Linked DNA regions of Homo sapiens: region 2 is linked to region 1. Evidence: chromatin loops called from intact Hi-C (ENCODE). Cell type or tissue: B cell. All regions are shown on one strand. Links, peaks and the distances in the headings refer to the core of each region. The heading gives the core; the rest is flanking DNA.

Region 1 (2,908 bases), core at 267-2,766:
CAATCTCCAGGCTTTTATAAGTCTTGAATGCATATTCTCCTTTCCATCCACATAGTTTAGGCCCTCAGCATCTGTATTAGTTTTCTACTATTGCCATAGCAAATGATCACAAATTTAGGGGTTTAAAATAACACAAATGTATTACTTTACAGTTCTGTAGGCCATAAATCAGTATTAGTCTCACCAGGATAAAATTAAGGTGTCAGTAGAGCTCAATCACTTTCTGAAGACTCTAAGGGAGGATCCATTTCCTTGCTCATTTAGGTTATTGGCAGAATTCAGTTTCTGCTGTTGTAGGACTGTGGAAGAAAAACAAGTCTAGACCAGATAAAGAAAGTGAATTTTTTGTTGGCTGTCAGCTAAGGTCCTTTCCCAGCTCCTGGAGGTTATCCACAGTCCTTGGTTCGTGGTTCAGGTTGAGTCCCTCTCACACTTTGAATCTCTTTGACCCACTCTTCTTCCATTTTAGGGGATTCATGTGATTAGATTGGGCTCACTGAAATAATCCAGGATAATCCCCCATCTCAATGGCATCAATCTTAATCACACCTGCAAAATTTCTTTATTCTTTTTTTTCCCATGACCGAATGAGAAGGTAACACCTGCAAAAATTCTTTTGCCATGTAAGATAACATATTTACAGGTTCCAGGGATTAAGAAGTGGACCTCTTTCTGTAACTCTACTCATTCTGCCTACTGAAGTATCTCACCGACATATTTCAATATTTCCTAAGCAAGTTTCTTGGTTCTGGGATCTTCTATGTTTCCAGATTAAACTTTCTAGAACCACACCTGACATATCTCCTGTGCTTAAAACCCTTCTGGCTTCCTACCAATCAAAGGTCAAATTAATGTTGTTTAGTTTCTATAGGAAAACAGCCCTTGAGTTTGGTCCTGTTTTACTGTTTTAGCTTTATTCCGGCCACCATTCCACTTCTCCTCCATCCTTATTCAGGCTTGAAAAAGTTTACTGTGATTCTTCTTCACTTATAAGCTGCCTTTGAAGCTCCCATTTCTTCTTCCAAACCCAGCTCAGACATCACCTACACCAGGAAGATCTCCCTGACGCCCTTCCCCAAAGTTATAACCACAGGACAAGGTCCTCTTTTAAAAACCTCCGTACCTTGTGTATGTTTCTATCTTTTGCATTAAACCCAAATGTGTTGTGATTTTGTCTATTTCACCTATCAAGAGTTTACTTTCCTCTCTCCAAGCCAAACTCAGCCATTTCCCAAACGTGTAACTTTCTTTGGGAAGGCTATTTACTTCACGATGTCTCCCTTTCCCTTTGTAAAACAGGGATAGCGACAGGATCTATATCATAGATTGTTGTAAGGAGTAGAACGGTGACCTACACATATTAAGTTTTACTAGTATTATTAATATTTCCAGCCCTCTGCCCCCCGCTGCCATGTACTAGGTGCTTAATGGATGTTTATTGTATGGATGGATTCATCGTACTCCCACCAAGGTCCCTCGCCCTTGAAAATGGCTACCCCGGGCCAGGGCTCCTCAACAGACTGAAGGTCCAGATCCTACTCCATCCTGGCGGTCTCGGGTGGCCCCTGAGGAGGGCAAGCCTTCTGCTCCACAGGCAAGGACAGTCACAGCTAAGTCCGCGGGGGGCGGCAGAGAGCGAGGGCTTTCCAGGAGCCAATGAGTCTTTAACTCCAAGAGGAAGCCCTGCATTCTCCGCAAATGGAAACCAGGAATCGGGAGCGCGTCAGCTATCGTAGGGTAGACTTAAGGCCCGCAGAAAATTAAAAGCAAAAGAGCAGGCGGAATTCAGGGGCTTTCACGGATCATCATCATAATAGTCAATAATGATGGCAGCAGACACTAACATTCACGCGTTCTTGTTAAGTGCAAGGCACAGTGCAAATGTGTATGGCCCCATTTAACCATCTCAACACACTACGAGGTTGGCGTCTCATTTTTACAACGGAAGAAACTGAGAGGCTCAGGAATACCGTATCCTATGCACATCTCCCAAGAGGGTCCTGTTCTCCAGCGCCCAGCGATCTGGGCCTCGCGGTCCGAGTCCGGCTCCCGGGCCGCCGCCCAGCCCTTCTCCGCGCTCTCCTGCGCCTGGGCCACTTCCGACTCCTGCTGTCCGGTCCCCAGCTCCTCCTCACCCACTCCGCCCCGCCATGCCCCGCCCCAGCCGCTCGGCTCCTCCTTCCCTGCACGCTCCGCCCCCGACCTCCCGGCTCCTCCCCGGCCTGCCCGCCACACCCTTGGTCCCTCCTGCAAGTTCCGCCCCTGGCCTCTGCCTCCTTTTCTCCCGCCGGCTCTAACCCGCGCTTGGCTAAGGTCCGCGGGAACCCGTGAGCCACCGAGAGAGCAGAGAACTCGGCGCCGCCAAACAGCCCAGCTCGCGCTTCAGCGTCCCGGCGCCGTCGCGCCACTCCTCCGAGTAAGTGGCTCCTGGGCGCGCCCGTCCCGCGCACACTCCAGCGCGCCTCTCCCGCCGCTGGGCTGCGGGCTGCTCTCGGGGAGCGCCTCCGGCTCAGAGAGTTTCTGAAGCGAGTGTGAGTGAGTGTGAGTGGGTGCGTTTGAACAACTTGTTTAGGTGGGTGTGCGTACGAGTGTGTGCAGGAGCGCACAGCCTCGGAAACTCCGCGAAATTTTACTCGGTTCCAGTGCCGCACTGAGGATCCAAGACCCCTTTTAGGAACCCTTACCTATTCAGGGCGACCTCTTAACCACCTCCTGCCGTGAGCCTCATTCCTTCCCTCCCTTTGTAACTGGGTTCCCGCTATTTGTCACGTCCTCCTGTAACCGCACATACTGGCGAAAGCACTGCCCGGGTTATCAGGGTGCCCCAGATTGCAGACTGAGATGCTGGCCTGAGATTGTAATCCAACCTTGCATTGTAAAACGGGCAGAGACCAGAGCCCTGCTTTGA
Region 2 (2,908 bases), core at 213-2,712, 74 kb after region 1:
ACGCACAGGGGGCCAGCCAGAGCAGAGGAACCCTTTATTACCAGGGGGGCTTTCACCCAGACCCTAACAAGGAACTTGAGTGAGCTAGACTGCCCATGTGGGTCACAGAAATTCGATTCAGGAACATTGGGCTAGGCTGCAGAGGACCACTGTGCCCAAAGGCATGCCCTGCTCCCGGGAGGCTGGTTGCAGAAAGGAGCTCTGAGCTCCTGAGGCCACCATGGAGGTCCTGGAGATTTAATTCTATTAATAGTTCCTCTTAAGATACTCACCATATCAACTTGCTGGGCCTGTTTTCTCATTTGTGAACAAGTTTGAGGAATGGGGAGATTGAATAAGACAACCTCGAAACCTTCCTTTGAGCATTAGCTTTCCGATTCTTGGGTTCTGGGCAGGGTGTGGCAGGAAGTGTCATGGAGAGCTGAGGTGGGGGTAGGGGTGGGGACTTTGGTCCTCCATATCCGGACATATGAACAGACAGGTGATGGCACAGTTTCTGTGGTATGTGCTGCAGATGTCTTAAATAGCCACCAAGTGGCTGGACTGGCTGAGTGGCGGTTTGAATTGCACCAAGTTGAGTATTTTTAGTTGGATACCACAGATAGTGCATTTATGGCCTTAGTTCACCGAATAGAGGGGTCGTTTCCTTTGCCGAACCAGAATTGGATGTTGGCTGCCAGGCTTGTGTTCTGGGACATCCAGATGTCGGGGTATTGTGGGAGCGGTGCACATGAAGGAAGCTCAGTGACTCCTGGCAGGTACTTCTGTTATAAAGCGGTTTCAAAGCCGTAGACACCTTTTATTCAGGGCTGGTAAGCTTCACTGGTGTTTTTGGTCTCCTGCTTTTTTTTTTTTTTTTTTAAATCTGATTACAATGGTGTTGCACACTGTTGTGGTTTATCGTTTTTTAGTGATCCTGTTGCTCAATAACCCTCCAGTGCTCTGCTCTGAAACAGCACCAGAACTCCACCTAAGCGAGAGATTGCTTATTTGTTTTTAATGTTAGTCTATATAAGTCAATGGTCCCAAACTCAAATGTCCACAGGAACCAGGCAAGTAATATGAATGTGTAAATAGTGCTCTATGTGAACAATCTCAAGTCGTGAGACCTGTGGTAAATTTAGAAACAACAGGTCTCATCTAAAGGCATTGAAGTTCAGTTAAAAAACTTAAAACAAACAAAGAAACAAAAAACTACATGAGGTGGGTTCGGTCCCAAGGCTACCAGCTTACGATCCTTGGGCTATAAGCCATCTGACTTCAACTATCACTGCTGTGTTTGCTCAGTCTCAGAGGTACCGTATTTATGGATGTGAGCCTTTTATAGTTTCATTTATATACTTGATTTCAGCTTTTGCCTTAGATGAGAAGACTGGCTAACTCTGGGATAAGAGTGCCACCAAAATTTTCACCCACAGATTGGAAGCACATCAAAAGAAATCATATCTTCACGGAAGTCATTTTTTTTTGGTTCCTGGCCTTTAGGGGCTGAATCTGTTTAGAGAAGTAGAGATGGAAATCTCAATCAAAACAGTTCTGAGTATTTTACATCATTTAAAAAAATTTGCATCACTGAAGAGAAGGAACCCTAATCATTTGAAACTCTCACTTCTGCTTTGCAAGTTGTCTGCTGGCTATATTCAGTCCTCTTTGTCTTCTTGGTCTTAGGCAGGCATGGGGTTAGTGGCCAGGGCAGAACTGGGAATGGGACAAGTTTGTGTTCATTCTTCTCCCTACCCTTGTAACAGCCTTAATTTCTGTATCTCTGTTTCCTATCTGGGGTGCCCTCTAGTCCTCATCTCTGAAGGGAAGGAACAAAGAGATGAGTGAATTCTTTACTCTTAGCTGTTAGTCATCCACCGGCTTTTCCTCCAAGGGATGTTTAGTGTTTTTAAAAGAACCTGATGGTAGAACAGAAAATCAGAGTTTAACCCAAGGTATCACCCTTCTAATGATAGTATTTCCTGTACTGCTAAGAGCATAATCTGGGGCTTGGTAGCCTCTCAGAGATAGCACCTTGTGTTGTCCCCTTTAGGTTAGAGCTGCGGAACCAGCACCAGCCACTGAACATGAAGAAGGTTTTGACTTTATCTTTTTAAATTTGCATTATTCAGACCCATGTCAGAGTCCACGAAAATTCTTGCAAATGTGTTTTTGTAAGAGCTGGGTGTCACCCTGCTTCCCCGTATTTGGTGTTGGCCAATGGGAGAGTTATGGGAATGTCATATTCCTTCCTCAAAGCCACTTAAAGCTGTGCTAAATTTGCAGGGTTTTTTTTTGATAATGCTTTCTCCTCAGGGTACTCTCTCAACTTACTCCCTTCAGGAAAATTTCTTGAATGAATAGTCCACCAGTGCTGTCTCTGCTTTCTCAACACCAGATCATTCTGCAACCTCTTGCAATTTGGCTGCTATCTCTAGTCATGTTACTAAGTTATCTTTCTCAAAGAATCTCCATTGGTCACCCAACCATCATAGCCATTGGTCTTCAGCCTTCACTTCTGACTGGTTATTCTCTACCTGGGGGCATTTTTCTTTCTTTTCTCCCTCTCTTCCTCTTCTTTGGCTGGCGTTACTTTTTTCAGTCTCTGAAGGGAAGCTCACTCCTAGGAGACTTGCTTAATAGAATGTTTATCGCCTGCATGTCTTTAGCAAAGAGGTGTCTGGAATTCCCATCTGGGATTTATTAGTCTAAATATTCAGGTGGTCCAGTGCCGGATGTTAGTTCTTAACTTAAAGGAAACAAAGTTTCCAATCCGAGGATGGTGAGATTGCTGCTGTTCTACAGTGGGCAGCCGCTGCTGGTGTCTTGCTTGCCCTGGAAATGCCATCAACTGAAATGGAATTTTGTTCAATCCATCTTATTAATAGTTCCTAAAGCAATTGTGGTGGGGTTGATAGGTGGCTAG

What was found. Peaks named below come from ENCODE experiments on the same cell type or tissue, not always from the same donor. Only the 100,000 strongest peaks of a DNase experiment are listed, where the experiment ranks them.
Region 2: it touches region 1 in a loop (4-fold over the local background); 42 of 110 quality-filtered maps call a loop at or near these places.

The regions. Positions count from the first base shown.
Region 1 is chr5:119,266,492-119,269,399 of GRCh38, forward strand. It overlaps a transcript of TNFAIP8 not described here. Among named protein-coding and RNA genes, the nearest start is that of TNFAIP8, 88 kb to the right of the region's middle. RefSeq lists enhancers at 1,364-1,413, 1,834-1,883, 2,854-2,908 and a silencer at 2,084-2,333. In B cell, for the core only: CTCF peaks have their summits at 1,545 and 1,749; DNase peaks (open chromatin) are centred at 1,710 and 2,190; H3K4me3 peaks cover 1,555 bases; H3K27ac peaks cover 2,226 bases.
Region 2 is chr5:119,340,245-119,343,152 of GRCh38, forward strand. It overlaps LOC102723444 (a long non-coding RNA gene), which reads right to left. Exons shown (of 5, transcript XR_007058912.1): 5 at 1-2,908. It also overlaps a transcript of TNFAIP8 not described here. Among named protein-coding and RNA genes, the nearest start is that of TNFAIP8, 14 kb to the right of the region's middle. RefSeq lists enhancers at 1-100, 251-380, 641-770, 831-880. In B cell, for the core only: no CTCF peak of the experiment used is centred there; DNase peaks (open chromatin) are centred at 667 and 1,577; H3K4me3 peaks cover 2,382 bases; H3K27ac peaks cover 2,500 bases.